Regions from separate parts of the Mus musculus genome. Here region 2 is linked to region 1. Evidence: chromatin loops called from intact Hi-C (ENCODE). Cell type or tissue: left cerebral cortex. All regions are shown on one strand.

Region 1 (8,000 bases):
AGCTATATCTGGGTCCTTTCAGCAAAATTTTGCTAGTGTGTGCAATGGTGTCAGTGTTTGGAAGCTGATTATGGGATGGATCCCTGCATATGGCAATCACTAGATGGTCCATCTTTTTGTCACAGCTCCAAATTTTGTCTCTGTAACTCCTACCATGGGTGTTTTGTTCCCATTTCTAGGAAGGGGTAAAGTGTCCACACTTTGGCCTTCCTTCTTGAATTTCATGCGTTTAGCAAGTTGTATCTTATATCTTGGGTATCCTAAGTTTCTGGGCTAATATCCACTTATCAGTGAGTACATATTGTGTGAGTTCCTTTGTGATTGGGTTGCCTCACTCAGGATGATGCCCTCCAGGTCCATCCGTTTGCCTAGGAATTTCATAAACTCATTTTTTTTAATAGCTGAGTAGTATTCCACTGTGTAAATGTACCACATTTTCTGTATCCATTCCTCTGTTGAGGGGCATCTGGGTTCTTTCCAGCTTCTGGCTATTATAAATAAGGCTGCTATGAACATAGTGGAGCATGTGGCCTTCTTACCGGTTGGGACATCTTCTGGATATATGCCCAGGAGAGGTATTGTGGGATCCTCCGGTAGTACTATGTCCAATTTTCTGAGGAACCGCCAGACTGATTTCCAGAGTGGTTGAACAAGCTTGCAATCCCACCAACAATGGAGGAGTGTTCCCCTTTCTCCACATCCTCGCCAGCATCTGCTGTCACCTGAGTTTTTGATCTTAGCCATTCTGACTGGAGTGAAGTGGAATCTCAGTGTTGTTTTGATTTGCATTTCCCTGATGATTAAGGATGTTGAACATTTTTTCAGGTGCTTCTCAGCCATTCAGTATTCCTCAGGTGAGAATTCTTTGTTCAGCTCTGAGCCCCATTTTTAATGGGGTTATTTGATTTTCTGGAGTCCACCTTCTTGAGTTCTTTATATATATTGGATATTAGTCCCCTATCTGATTTGGACTAGGTAAAGATCCTTTCCCAATCTGTTGGTGGCCTTTTTGTCTTATTGACGGTGTCTTTTGCTTTGCAGAAGCTTTGCAGTTTCATGAGGTCCCATTTATCGATTCTCGATCTTACAGCACAAGCCATTGCTGTTCTATTCAGGAATTTTTCCCTTGTACCCATGTCTTTGAGGCTTTTCCCTTTTAAATTTTTAATGTAGGAACTTAGAGGTATAAGATTTCCTTTTCAAACTGTTTACAGTGGGTCTCAGAGGTTTTGTTGTATTTATATTTTCAGTTAATCCCATGTATATTTAAAAGATCTTTTTTGATTTCTTTGCTCCTTGAGTCTTATAATTTTGAGAGGTTCATTTGGATGGAGTTTTTAAATTGTATTCCATTGATCAGATTTGATACACAGAGTTATTTCAGTTTTCTAAATGTGTTCACCTTTGCTTTCAGGGGATTCACTAGGATAGACAGGAGTCAGCATGTAGGTACCAGGATAGGACTTCAGGTTGCATATTTCTCCCACCCTCGGCCCCTGGAGGCATCGAGGACTATGAACTTCCTTCTTAGAACTTCTTTCATCGTATCGCCTAAGTTTTGGTATATTACATTTTTGTGTTTGTTCTTTACTGGAATTTTTATATTTTTTTGATTACTTCAATGACTTATTATTTTGAGGTGTATTATTTAATCTCTCTGAGTTTATATGTTTTCAGGTTTGTTTTTTTTTTTTTAAGTTTTCAGAGGTTTCTTTTTTTTTTTTTCTTTTATTGAATATTTTCTTTCTTTACATTTCAAATGTTATCCACTTTCCAAGTCTCCCCTCTGGAAACCTCCTATCCCATACCCTGTCCCCCTGCCTTTATGAGGGTGCTCCCCCACCCACCTACTCACACCTTCTCGCCTTGACATTCCCCTATACTGGGGCATCGAACCCCCACAGGACCAAGGGCCGCTCCTTTCTCTGATGTTCCACATATGCGGCAGGAGCCATGGGTCCCTCCATGTGTGGTGGTCCAGTCCCCAGGAACTCCTCTGGGGCGCCTGGCCAGTTGACACTGTTGCTCCCCACACAGGGCTACAAACCCCCTCAGCTCCTTCAGTCCCTTCTCCAACTCCTCCATCAAGGACCCCTAGCTCAGTCCAATGGCTGCAAGCACCTCCCTCTGTATTTTCTGTACTTTTGCTGTTCATTTCTTTCTTTCTTTCTTCCACTGTGGTAAGATAGGATATAGGCAGTTATTTCAGTTTCCCTAAATTCTGTTGAGACTCGCTTTCTATTTCATCTGTAGTCTAGTTGGGGTAAATTTCCATGGGCTACTGAATGTATATTCTGTAGTGTATAGTTGGGGTAGTGTTCCATATTTCTGTTATGCCTGTTGCATCTTTTGAGGTAATTTAATTCCATGCATCTCTATATTCATCTGGATCATGTGTCTTATAGTAAGAGTGGTAAAGTCTCCCACTGTTGGTATGTTGGTGTTAATAATCTTTGATTATATCTTTAGTTATAAGTGTCTCATGAAATTGGGTCTATCTGTGTTGAAGGTGTTTTACGTTTGGATTTTGTAATGTCCTTTTAATGAATTGTTTACCTAATGAGTATGAATGAAGTGACCTTTATTTCTCCTTACTAGATTTGGGTTGAAGTATATTTTCTCAGCAATTAGACAAGCAACACCTGTTTGTTTTCTAATGCCATTTGCTTGGAATACATTTTTATGTCCTTCCATTATAAGGTAATGTTTGTCTTTGATGGTGAGCTATGTTTCATGTAAAAAGCAAAAAGGAGGATCCTGTTTTCTAATCCAGTGCTCTTCTCATGTGGTTCACTTTGAATAAATGAGAACATTAATATTCAGTTATTATTAAAAGGTATGTGTAATTCCAAAATTTCCTTAAATTTTGTTGTCCATTATGTTTTTAACAACTACTTTAGTACCCTCTACTTTTACTTGTAGCGTCTTGGATGGGCTTTTTGGTTTGGTTGGTTTTTTGTTTGTTTATTTTCTTCAGTCCAGAGCTTCCCTTCCAGTATTCTATTGAACTGGCTTAGTGATCATTAATTACTTTATCCTACATTTATCATCTTTCTACTTCAGTTCTGCCACATGTATTAAGACTGACAGCTCTGATCTTTCAGAACTTGAAATATATCTTTCTGTACTCTTCTATTAATGTTTCCATTGGATATTTACCAGTACATCTACACTTCCTTTATATTAACTGTGTTTCTCTGTAATTCTTTCAGCAGTTTGTGTTTTTTGAACATATGCATGTTCTATGAGATTGGTAAATTTTTTGTAGCAGATTAAGTGTCTCGGATTAACTGTGATTTTTGCATCAGCACTGTTCGTCTGATGCTAGATAAATGGTTGAGTTTTTTGCTGTTACAGATGTTTTAAATTCAGATTACCTTTTATTTTCAGTTGACATGTTTACAGTGTTCAGGAAAGACTAGGTTGTATAGAGTTGAGTTCATATTTTCCTCTTTAAGAATCAATTTAATGATGTTAAGGACACAGGGCTCTAGTTCCATAGCTCCCCTGAGAGTTGATTACTGCCTGCAGCAACACTCACTGTAGCAGTGATTGCACTGAAAAAAGTACAATCACATCTTAAATACTTGAAGTGCTTTGGTGATTAAAAGGACACTGATAGTACTTTGTGTAATAATGTATTGGTTATTGTGGGCATGAGTGAGGGAAAGTCACAGTAATACTAAGCATTTGATTGCTAAATAGGTCGAAGAACAGAAGTGGAAGATAAAATTATGCAGGGTTGGGGAGATACTTAAATGCAGAGTGAGAATCGAGGACTAAAATAATTGCAGGTAAAATAATAATCGGGTAACACATAGCAGTTTAATCTGCAAGAGGAGGAGGAGGAGGAGTCATGTTAGTTTGTCAATCAGACAAACGTGTTTCTGAGGAGAGGTCAGAGAAAGAGGACTAAGACAACTGAAAAACAAATATGGACGGGAATAAAAGAAAAGTATGAACAGTGCGATATCAGAATGTCCTACTGCATTCATCTTGGATATCGTAAAAATAACACATAGTTGCAAGGTCAGGTGGGAGGTGCAAAGAGTCCAGCTATAGAACCAGTCTCAGTTCATTCCCTGACTTCACAGAACAATGTGGTGTAGGGGCAAATGCTCTCCACCTTAGAGGTATCCCTGGGTTTGGGAATGAAGTACCTGCTACTTTATGACTTCAATGAAATGTCAGCCCAGAGTAGGGTCTGAAGTCTTAAGTTCCCTGACTTCCAAGCATATCTTGTTGTGGGATCTGAAGTGTTAGTGGGCTCTCTGGCCTCAGAGGGTGGCCAGGTGCAGTCCAAAGTCTCCCTTACACTCCCAAATTTCACAGGGTGACATAAGCTGGGATCTGAAGGCTCATCACATGCCTTGTGTGAAGAGCACTTATCAGTGGGCTATGAGGTGCTCAGCAATTATGGTATCCACACAAAATTTGTGTTTCAAATTTGCCTGGTTTGTTCACACAAACGTTCCTTATGATAGCATGCTAAAGTAAAAGTTAAACATCTCTAAGCGGAGAACAGTTGGCTGGGAATAAAATGCTTGTATAGTGCGGATGCTTCAGAAGCTTGCAGGCTCAGGCCATATCCACGGTGAAGAGGTTGGGAGGATGGCACTCGTGGAGTGTCCAGGACATCCTTGAGAGCATAGGCTATGTGATCAACAGGTGGGGTTCCGTGAGCCCAGGGCCACACACATCTTGCAAATGAATATCAACATAAGCTAGAGAAACCTTTCTCTGGAACACAGCAGTATGATCCTGGGAACCATTTCCAAAGTTCTAATTTAGTATCAGTTCATTAGGTGGTAGCTTTGCTCTATCAGGCCTCACACCTGGCGATTGGTTCATCAGCAGATCAGCACCACCTCCTGTTTAGTCCATCAGCATAGCAAGACTTGTCTTGGGTTATGTTCTTACCTAAACCACCAGGCTGCCTGCCTGGAGTGTCCTTCTGAGCTCTTTCTTCCTAGCTCTATCAGAGCTGCCTGATAGCAAATTTAGACATCACATAAAAAGTTAAACTAAATTATATTTTAACTTACATAACATTATGTCATGTATGTTCCTAACATCTTGACTTCACAAAATGACCCAAGACTGTTTCTGAAATGTTGACATTTCCTGCTTCCTTTACCTTAAAAGAGAATTGGATATGAGAACACAGAAGTATAAAAGCAACTGGTCTTATTTGGAGTATGTCTTAAGTAAGCACAGCTAGCATGACCAGTAAATAATATCACCTGGCAGTTTGCAAAAGCAAGTCTTCTAAGCTAGTGAGCTCTCATTACAAGTATTTGTAGACTGTTCTTTTGCTTAAAAACTGTGAATACAGTTTGTGGCTGTAAGGTTTAGATACTATATTACGTACTCAGGGAAAGCCGGTAACCATCTTCTGAAATGGTGTTCAGAAACTTACGCAGATGTATTTTATTTGAACTGCAGTATTTTATTTGTCTTTTTTTTAATTATGAAAAAATGAGAAGGTTCTCACTTAGTAGCTTCACTATCTCTGTATGTACTTTCTGGCTGGCCATATCTCTTAGACAGTGTATGCTTTTGTTCTTAAAATAGCCTATATTATAGTTTCAATGATTAACTTACGACAGACTTAACGTCAAAGATTCATGTGGAGTCACTTGTGTACCTGTTCCTAATTTTTTTGTATTCTTTTTGATAATAGAATCGAGTGGAAATAAATGATTTAGACCCTGAGGTATTTAAAGAAATGATGAGATTTGTTTACACAGGAAAAGCACCAAATCTTGATAAAATGGCTGACAACTTGTTGGCAGCTGCAGACAAAGTAAGTAATGGGGTTTTTAAAGGACAAAATAAAAAAAAAAAAAACAAAAACAAAAATCCTCCAACTTGCTATTTATTGGAAGCTATTATACATAAAAAGCTAAAAGTAATTTTTGATATAACTTAAGTTGTACTATTTGTTAGATAACTTGCATATTTTTATAAAATAGAATAAAGTAGACTACTATAGAAAAAAATGGTCTAAAATATCAATATGATAGGAAAGTATGAGGGGCCTGGAATTTTCCATAGAGGATTAAGGCATAAGCTTAATAATTTCTAAGATAAATGCAACATATTGTTGCATATAACATGTTATTGGAGCTTAGAGTACACTGCACAACCTTTGTGTATTTCCCTTCAAAACAATGTGCTTTACATTGTTCTCTTTATAGATTTAATATGATAGCGTAGAAAAGAAAAATTTAATACTTTTGTTATATTCTATTGTAAATATGTTCTGTCTTTTTCAACACAGAGAAACTGCAAAAATATCAGGAAAGTTTTGGATCTTCTCAGTCTCAATCCTAAAAACATATTTATCATACATACACTTAGCAGTTTTATATTCTAACTGTGTAAAGAACATTTAATCTTCAGGGGAGAAAAAAGAGTAGATAAAGTTTAAATACTTAACAAATATACTAATGAAGTTCATTAAATAAAAATGACAAGTATCATTAAAGAAGTAGAGATTAAAACCATCATGGTGTATATCTATACACCCATTATAATGACTAAAATCAAGTCTATATATGAGACTTGACAAAGATCTGGAAGAATTAAGATTCTCAGACACTTTTGTTAGGAGCATGGAATGGTACAACCACTTTAGAAAATTAAAGTTTCTTTTGAAGTCAAATAAAAACTTGCCATGTATTCCATTGTGTTTACTTTGAGAATTTTAACCCTTCTACCACCCACTAAAAACATATACCTATTTTGATTGGAGATTTATATCGGTATTTATAACTGTAATAGTTAAGAACTAGCAATAAATATAAATGTTCATCAACTTGTAAATATATGTTATTCAGTAGTAAATGCTAAGTTTGAAGTATTAGAAAAGAAAATGAATTGTTATAGTAGGTATCTGGTACACAAACGAGCTATGTACATATATACATTTATATACACACATATGTAAATATATAGAGAGGAATGAGAAAAAGATGTTCATATTTAAGGACCTAATGCTTAGCAGTAAGAAGGGGCTGAACTATGATCAATGATGTGCACGAGCCTGAAAATAGTCACACTGAATAGCAGTACTAGATGGTAAGTATATACTGTGTAATTACATTTGTGAAAATAACTTATGAAGATACAAGATCATTTCTCAGCAGCACATCTCAGTAGCACAGAAGCTGCTTGGAATTGAATGGTAAAAGATAAATTTCAAAGGGTATATTCATTCTTTTGGATGATGAGTTTATGCTTGTATTAAATCATCAAGGTAAAAATTTTAAATAAGTGCTATTTATTTTCTGTCATTAAACCTCAACAAACCTACTAATGCAGCTTTAATAACTGCAGAAAATTAGTAGTTACAGTATTTACTTAGCTTTCGGTTAAATCGTTCCTCAAGTTTGAATAGTGGCAGAAGAGATACAGTGTGCTACACACTAAGTGTAAAGTAGTAGAAAAGAAACTGAGTGGTTACAGGAGGGAACTGGCGGCACGTGTGAGCAAGAGGTACAAATGGGTGCTAGGCAGTCACTACTTCTACAGCTAGGCATTTCCACACTTAGTAGCCAGGGAGCTCAATAAGGCAGCTTGGTAACTATACTATTATCTCCTGATAGTGGAATGAATGCCTTTCTGTGGTTTAGCATCCTTAAAGCTAAGCTTGGGTTCTTTCCACCAAATTAGAAATGGAGGTATTAGGACACTTTTCACAATGGGGAATATGCACACCAGTGAAGATCTAATAAGTAGGGGATTTTTAAAAGGGTACTGTGTCTGCAGACAGCATACAGTAGAATGAGATAAAATAAAGGTGCTACCCAGAAGGAGAAATTTGAAAATGATGCCACAAGAAAAAGGACTGTAAACTTCTTTAAAGTCCACTATGGAAAATCTAGCAGACTGCTGTTATGCTTTCCCCACTTAGGAACAGTTTCACTAAGCTCTCTTTTTGTAATATGCTCATTGCTTTATTTCCTTTTACTAAACAAAATATAGCTTAAATTGTC
Region 2 (8,000 bases), 330 kb after region 1:
ATTGCGACTTAGAGGGCTCTAGGAAGAAGAGACTTGATAGGGAAGTACCCTCGGAACTCATCGTTTAATGAACTAAACATTGTTTATTGTTTATGATTTGGGCATTGGCTTTATAGTCATTTTTTGAAGTCACAACTTGATGGTCCCAGCTTATAGTCCCAGCATTTGGGAAGCTAAGGCAGAAGAATAGTAGCAAATGTAAAACCAGCCTATGCTACATCGCAAGAACCTATCTCAAAAGTAAAAGCTTAATAAAAGTCAAAATAAATAAGTAAATCAATAAAGCAATTATTTTAAAAAAGACATACTCCCTTCTTAATTGTTATTTAACATGCTGGACTGTTATATCAGAAAAAGACAAGCTACTAATCAAAGAAAAAATAACTCACATAAGTTTTTTACTTAATTTAACCTTATTTTTGTTTCTAAATATGGAAGAGGCACGCCTACAGTGGCCAAAGGAAAATGCTCAGTCCCTGAGGGCTGGAGTTATATAATGCTGTAAGCTGGAGAGCCTGAGTAAAGGGAACAAAACTCAGATCCACGGCAAGCTCAGTACACTCTGTTAACCACTGGGCCGTCTCTAGCCTCAACCCCAAGACAAACCTTTAATGCTATAAATTTGTATTTTTAAATTGCTTTCTGTTTAAATGTGATATATGTTTTCAGTATTATTGAGCAGTAATTCTAACAGTTCTAAAGTCAAAGTAAGTAAGCCACCCGGGTTTAATATTAGTATTATTTACTTATTTACTTATTAATTATTTGCAAATCATTAATGTATTTGCAAAACCTAATATATTAAACGTCACTTTGAAATAATTTTAGAATTATTTTCTTCCTTAAGATTTTATGTCGGGGCGGGGGAAAAAAAAAAGAATTTTATGTCCACTGGTAATTAGATCATGTTCTCCAAGCCTTTAGCAGTCACTATCTATCTCTGGATTTGCACATTTTGAATATTCTCTATAAACGGAACTGTACAAGTTATTTTGTGGTAGGCTTTTCTTAATACAATGTTGTAGCACATATTCTTCACAGAATTTTTCTTTTCATACTTACTTATCTAATGCCTCTGGGAAATTTGTGGCACCTATAATGATTACTCCTTCATTGGGTTTGAAACTAGAGAGAGAAAAAAAGTACCATTTCACTGAAAACTGAAATATGGCTTACATGTAACAATACCTATATACAAAACTGTTCTTTGCTAGCCTTAGCTGATAATAAACCAGTGGTTACACAAATCACAAACCAACTGTTCCTTAGAAAAGAAAACTGACATTAAAAAGCCCGGGTTCCTCTTTAAATTTTGAAAAATTATTTTTAACTTTATCAATTCAAATTATATGATACACGACCTTTATTTAGTCAAAATGTCTTACACTGACATTAAGATAATTTATTCAGGGCAGTATTTCTTCCTTTTCAGTCATCAACTATATAGAAACTAGTGTATTATCCCTTATGTATGTTGGGAGGGGAGTGTATGAGTCAGCACTGGGGACCTAATTCAGAAATTCATATATACTAGCGGTAAAAGATTCACCATTAAGCTATACCTAAACTCCGTATCTTTCTTTAAGTCAACCAGTTTGACCTTGAATCAGTTTTCCACTTATAACTAGAATGAATGAATAAACAAATGAGAGGAGTTGATACATCAATTAGTAAGGGAAACAATATTCAAAGAAAAATTTGACTTCTTACATTTGACTGTTACCTAAACATATATAACATTTAATATCTATACAATTTTACCAAATCTTCCATGAGAAGAATTTGCATAAAGCCAACTTTGTAAATATCAAATAATGGAAGGTACCTGTTACTCTAAATTGCCATTAAAATAGGATAAATGCTAATTTTCAAAATATTTTATCATATTTAACCAAGACTCAATTACCCATCCATTTCAGCAAGAAGCTGATTGATCGTCTGCCTTGAATACGGGTGCATTGGAGATTCAATTCTCTTTCCACCAACAGAATCTAATTCATCGATGAATATAACACAAGGAGCATTTGCTTTTGCTTCTCCTAAGAAAACAAAAAATATTCAAATAACTTGAAAGAAATCAACACTTTTTGAACATAAAAATATTAAAAACTGTAAGACTATCAAAGAGTCATGTTTAAGAACTGGTTTCCACTCTTCCTATTTGTACAAATTAATATAATTAGAATTAAAGCTAATAAATATTAATTACATGCTACAGAATTGATAAATAAAATAAAAAAACAAAAAAACTCAAGAATTTTTCAACATCAACAGTCCCTAACTTCATCTAGCACATCTACCAGGCCTTATGATTGTTTAGCCTATATTAGAAAAGAATGCAGGGCCAGTAAGAGAGCTCAGTAGCAAACGGGCTTGAGTTCAATTCCTGAACCCCCCAAAAAGGTAGAGGAGAATATTTACTTTGTATATATTTCACACATATGTACAAAGTAAAATTGTTTAAATAAAGCACATAGCTTCATTAAGTTACCTGAAACTAAAGCCAATTATCAAGGAAAGGATAAAGAAAACATTACTGTTTCTCTACCAGTTTGAAATATACACCAAACATACTAAAAAGATTTCTGATCCTGCTGGCTCCTACGCCCACAAACATCTCATCAAACTCTGATCCAGAAGCATAATAAAAAGGGACGTCAGCTTCTCCTGCCACAGCTCGGGCAAGAAGCGTCTTCCCTGTTCCTGGTGGCCCAACTAAAAGAATTCCTAGAAGAAAAAGAGACAAGAACAAGTCATTAATTTTTAAATCCCTCAATAAGAAGCTCTATCACAAATACTCACTGCTGTAACAGTAATGTTCAATATTGCTAAACATGGCAGAAACAAACAAACAAACAACAACAAAGAGAAAAAACAACCAACAAGTTTCTGTTTATGTTCCATTTTAAATTTTTCTCTGTACCATTTACATATTACTTGTAGCAAGGAGAGGTTGTCCACACCTTTAATCTTAGCACCTGGGAGGCAGAAGCAAAAGCAAAAATTCTCTGTGAATTCAGAACCAGCCTTGTTTTTACAGTAGTTTCAGGCCAGCCAGGGGGAACAGAATGAGAGTCTATATCAAACTGTGTGTGTGTGTGTGTGTGTGTGTGTGTGTAAAATCCACATATCAAGAAGCAAGACAAGAAAAGAGTACTAAGACAAAGGAATACAGATTAATTTATAACAACATAAAATTCACACTAAAAAATAAACAGCCAAATATAAATGAAATGATAAATAACTTCCATAAGAGACTAAAAATATTTCCTAGAAAAAAAATATTTTCTAGAGACATAAGGTATAAACTAAAAACAAAACAAGAGAAGCCAATATTAAACAAATAATGCGAATTTGGGCTGCGTTAGATAAGACTAGAGCAGCATCTCTACATTCAGGTGGCACAGTTGATATTTATAGCTCTCTTATGTTCAAGGGAGAAATGAATGCATATAGGCAAACACAGAAAAATTATTTGACAAAATGTCAAATACTGTTGGGTCTATATTGATAATACATAAATGTTAACTGCTATTATTCCAAGGTTTCCCAAATATTTAAGTTTTCATAACAGTAAGACTTTCCCATAGTAAGTTGGAAAAAGGTAATCCCTTATTTGTATATAACTTTTCTAATTTACATTAAAAAGCAATAAAGCTGCAGTGATGTTGCAATTTTAACATTTTTTAAAAAGTATAGACAAGCTAAAAAGCAGCATGAAGGTCACATAGTATTACCGTGCTTTAGTGATACCTGACTGGCTTAAGTTGCTTATCAGTATTAACTTAATACATTTTAGTATATATCTCAAGATCTTTCCATAAATTTATGATAATGCTTTATTAGAAATTAAGTGCAACTAGTTTTAAATATTCTCTCTATAATATTATATCTCCATGTCCCTAACTGGGAAAAGTTTTGGGAACATACTCCTACTTTCTCTGTAGAACTCCCAGAAGAGATGTTCCCAGTAGTCTAAAATCTTGCCTTACACTGCAGTCTGGATCATTTGAAACACCTATCAATTAATTGCCTGCTAAAGGCCTGCCTAAGCTACTGCTGAAAGACTGTCAAAACTTAAGAGAGACAGAAGCTAGTGAAGAGATGGGCCACTGAAGGGTGGATTTTATCTCCAATCCTGTTCCACATTAATAGCTGAGCCTTCAAAGGACAGACTGTGTATTTTACCCTGAGCCACACATGCAAAGGCGTGCCTTCGAAGGGTAGGCTGTGTCTACTACAGCGAACCACCTTCTCCACTCAGCCCTCTACTGTGAGATGAGCTTTGTGCTACCATGCACTGTAATGCTTAGCCTCACCTCAAACCTCAATGATGGATCAGGACTGTGGAATCAAACCTCTAAAACTACAAGCCTGAAACAAACCTTTAAAGACAACAAACAAAAACGAATTATAACCTTTAACATAGAAATTCTATTCCTATAAATCTGTTCCCTTTTTTAAATATAAAGCTAAGTCTCGGATTATTGAGGCTAACCTCAAATTACTCCATTACCTGCTTTACCTCCCACAGGCTGGGTTTACAGGCTCAGTTTCTACCATGGGGGGAATCAAATCTTGAGCTGTTAGACATAATGGATAAGCACCATACAAACTGAGATGCAGACCCACCTATCCCTTACAAAACTATTCTAAGTAACAATCTGACTGAAGGGCAAAACCTGGGTTAAAGTGGTCATCAAACTGCCATCTTTAGTAGAAAAAGAAAATCATATAAATGTTTACATAAAAGTACACATGCTAAAAATAATTACCATTTTGTCTTTATAATTACAAAGATCATGAGTACAATTTCCATAGTTTCACTTAACAAAAAACTTCAAAATTTTTCTCATATATATATTGAAAAACAAAACAAAACAAAACACCTGAAGAGTTGGGTATAGTTCAATGTTAATGGCACTTAGCAACTTTGCACAAGGTAAGTGAGTTAGATCTCCCATACAAGATCAAAAACATCAGTGCTTAGTGTGACCCTGGATTCATGCCTGACCCTGATGGGGGTGACATTAAATAGATTGAGACTAGAACAAATGATGAATTTTGTGTATAAACAGAGAAGTTAACAATTCTAAATCCATGTAAAAGTGCTAGTCTTAACTATACAAATGCTATAGAAAAAAAATATATCTTTATGTCAAGTTAGAGAGATGGCTCACTATTTAAAAGCACCGGATTCTCTTCTAGACAACACAGTTTCAATTCCCAGCACCCACATAGCAATTCACAACCTGTATAACTCATCTTGGGAAAAGCTGATGCTCTCTTCTTCCCTCTACTAGCACCTGGTATACACAGGCTAGGCAGACATACACATAGGCAAAATAATACCATATACATAAACTTTAAATTTTTTTTAATTTAAAAAATCCTTTTTGGTAAATATACAGCCAAGTATTAAGAGAAGCATTATATCTCATTAAAAAGAAGTCATAGAACTTTATGTGTGCAATAGGCACATATCTTTATAAACAATAATTAGGAATTGAATTTCAATCAGTTATAATATTATCAAATAAGATCTGTAATATATTACTTTATGTTTTACACCAAATCATGATAAGAGGGAGAATCTCTTACCTTTGGGAAGTTTACCTCCAAGCACAGTAAACTTCTGTGGATTTTTCAAGAATTCAACCACTTCCTGTAACTCTTGTTTGGCTTCCTCCACCTTAAACAGTCAATTTACCAAATAATAATGGTTAGACTATCAAAGATTATCTTTGGTAATCATATATTTAATGTAGGTTTGAGTGAACTTGGCCTTTTTCAGTGAAAAGTATTTTTAACACACGAAAGGTTTTCTGTCAAACCTTATTTCTAATTACACTGCATCCTTATTTTGCCAACAAAGGTCCTGTGACATTCTCATCTTTACTCAGTAGGAGAAACAAGTCAGGCTTCAACTGAAACTATTACGGAGATCACAGCTCAGAGACAAAGGGCAATCTGAACAATCGAAACTGTTTAGGTCATGATTATATTTCTAGAAAATTTCCCAAAAGTATATGAACTACCACTCCATGGCACAGCATGGCTAGATCCCAACCAAGACCATCATGCTGAGCAAAGGAAGGTACAAAACAGGGCATTCTGTGTGTACTCCAGCTATTAGGATAGAAAAGTAGAAGCAAAGTGAAGTGTCTGACAGAAGGGAGACTCTCCTCTCACTGATGCAGACAGTAACAGAAGAGGCCTCTGGGAGGCTGTGGGCTTCTAATGTTCTTTGTTGGGCTGGAAACTGATGAAACACATGTGCTCATTCTTGAAATTTATTATGTATGTACTTTTAAGCAAATATGTTAAATTTCAAAAACACCTGAATGAGTTCCTTTTCTAAGAAAACCCAAGGGCACTGCACAGTGAAAGACTAAAATATCTTTACTTAAAATAATGAGTAAATGGTAATTTTAAAGTCTAAGAATAAAGTAAGAGATACCATTTACTTCTCAAAATAAGCATTATCTGCCCCCACTCTCTGTAGCAAAAAATATCTCTAGTTGAGCAATAGGAAAGCTACTGGGTTGAGTTAACAGCATCAAGATACTAATATTCTAAACAGCTCTTATATTTTAGAAGCAGTGCTATATATACATGCATACTCAAAAATTCTGAGCCAGGCATGGTGGCGCACGCCTTTAATCCCAGCACTCGGAAGGCAGAGGCAGGTGGATTTCTGAGTCGAGGCCAGCCTGGTCTACAGAGTGAGTTCCAGGACAGCCAAGGCTATACAGAGAAACCCTGTCTCAAAAAAACCAAAAAAAAAAAAAATTCTGGGCAAGAAATGATTATTATGTAAGTTTAAAAAGTGTGGCAAAACTGTGCAATAGCAAAACCTATTATGGTAAATTCTGCCAAGTTACTTTGCTCACATGAACTTAAATTTTGTCAGAATTTACTCAGTTCTGTGGTTTAGTTGCCAGTCTATCTCTGGTTCTATACTCAGACATTGCCTCATCCCCTCTGAAGCAAAAAACTTCAACCAAAAACAGCTTCAACAAGAATTCATTTTTTTAAAGATTTACTTCATCACCAGGCATGATGCCACATGTCTATAATCTCTCAGTACTCAAGAGGTAGAGGCAGGTGGATCTGTGAGTCTGAGGCCACGCTAGTCTACAGAGTGAGTTCCAGGACAGCCAGGGCTGTTACACAGACAGACCATCTTGAAAAACCTACATAGATAAGTAGGTAGGTAGGTAGGTAAATAGGTGGGTGTATAGATGGACGATGGATGGATGGATGGATGGATGGATAGATAGATAGATGTGCTGTAATTTTTAATATTATGTATGCCTGTGTAGAGTATGTGCATGCTGAGTACAGGCGCTCATGGAGGCCAGAAGATGAGTGGGATTCCCTGGAACTAAAGTTATAAGCAGTTGTGAGCTACCTGTGCGTAACTGGAACTGAACTTAGGTCTTGTCAAGACCAGTAAGCACGCTTAACCACTACAGCATCCCTCAGACAGAATAGAAAGGTCACGGCTCCATATTAATGATTAAATTTTTTTTTTGTCAGCTAGAGGCCATTATTTTTATTATTTTTTCTAACATGCCTGTAATGATTCAAATTTTACATATCAATCATATCAACCTTTTCCTAAATTATTCACTTTCTGTAATTCAAACAGAGCTCACAGCTTTAAATTGCAAGAAAAATTTGGGGCAGCTTGATATAACCAGATGGAAGCCTAATGCAGAGTATCAATTAGACAAAATATAAGAAAACAACAAAAAAAGAAAGAAAAGCAAAAGAAAAAATTCTTAACTTACCCCTTTAACATGTTCAAAAGTGACATTTTTCATCTGGACAGGGTCTACCGCAGAATCAAGTCCTGTAGTTGTCCGAAAGCGCACTAACAAGAAGAAAATATTCGAGCATATTTGATTTCAAAGTCTAGAAAAATTGCCTGTCTTGGAAGCTTTATCAAATTAATCTGAAAGAAATGGTGTTTTGAGCCGGGCGTGGTGGCGCAC

Evidence for each region. A loop is a pair of places that touch in the nucleus more often than their neighbours do. Peaks named below come from ENCODE experiments on the same cell type or tissue, not always from the same donor. Only the 100,000 strongest peaks of a DNase experiment are listed, where the experiment ranks them.
Region 2: it touches region 1 in a loop (3-fold over the local background); 5 of 42 quality-filtered maps call a loop at or near these places.

Annotation. Positions count from the first base shown.
Region 1 is chr2:23,515,635-23,523,634 of GRCm38, reverse strand. Spopl (speckle-type BTB/POZ protein-like) reads left to right here. Exons shown (of 11, transcript NM_029773.2): 8 at 5,684-5,806. Among named protein-coding and RNA genes, the nearest start is that of Spopl, 52 kb to the left of the region's middle. In left cerebral cortex, no CTCF peak of the experiment used is centred here; a DNase peak (open chromatin) is centred at 4,718.
Region 2 is chr2:23,180,905-23,188,904 of GRCm38, reverse strand. It overlaps Yme1l1 (YME1-like 1 (S. cerevisiae)), which reads right to left. Exons shown (of 19, transcript NM_013771.5): 8 at 7,797-7,879; 9 at 5,602-5,692; 10 at 2,575-2,727; 11 at 1,907-2,039; 12 at 1,063-1,125. Among named protein-coding and RNA genes, the nearest start is that of Potegl, 23 kb to the left of the region's middle. In left cerebral cortex, no CTCF peak of the experiment used is centred here; no DNase peak of the experiment used is centred here.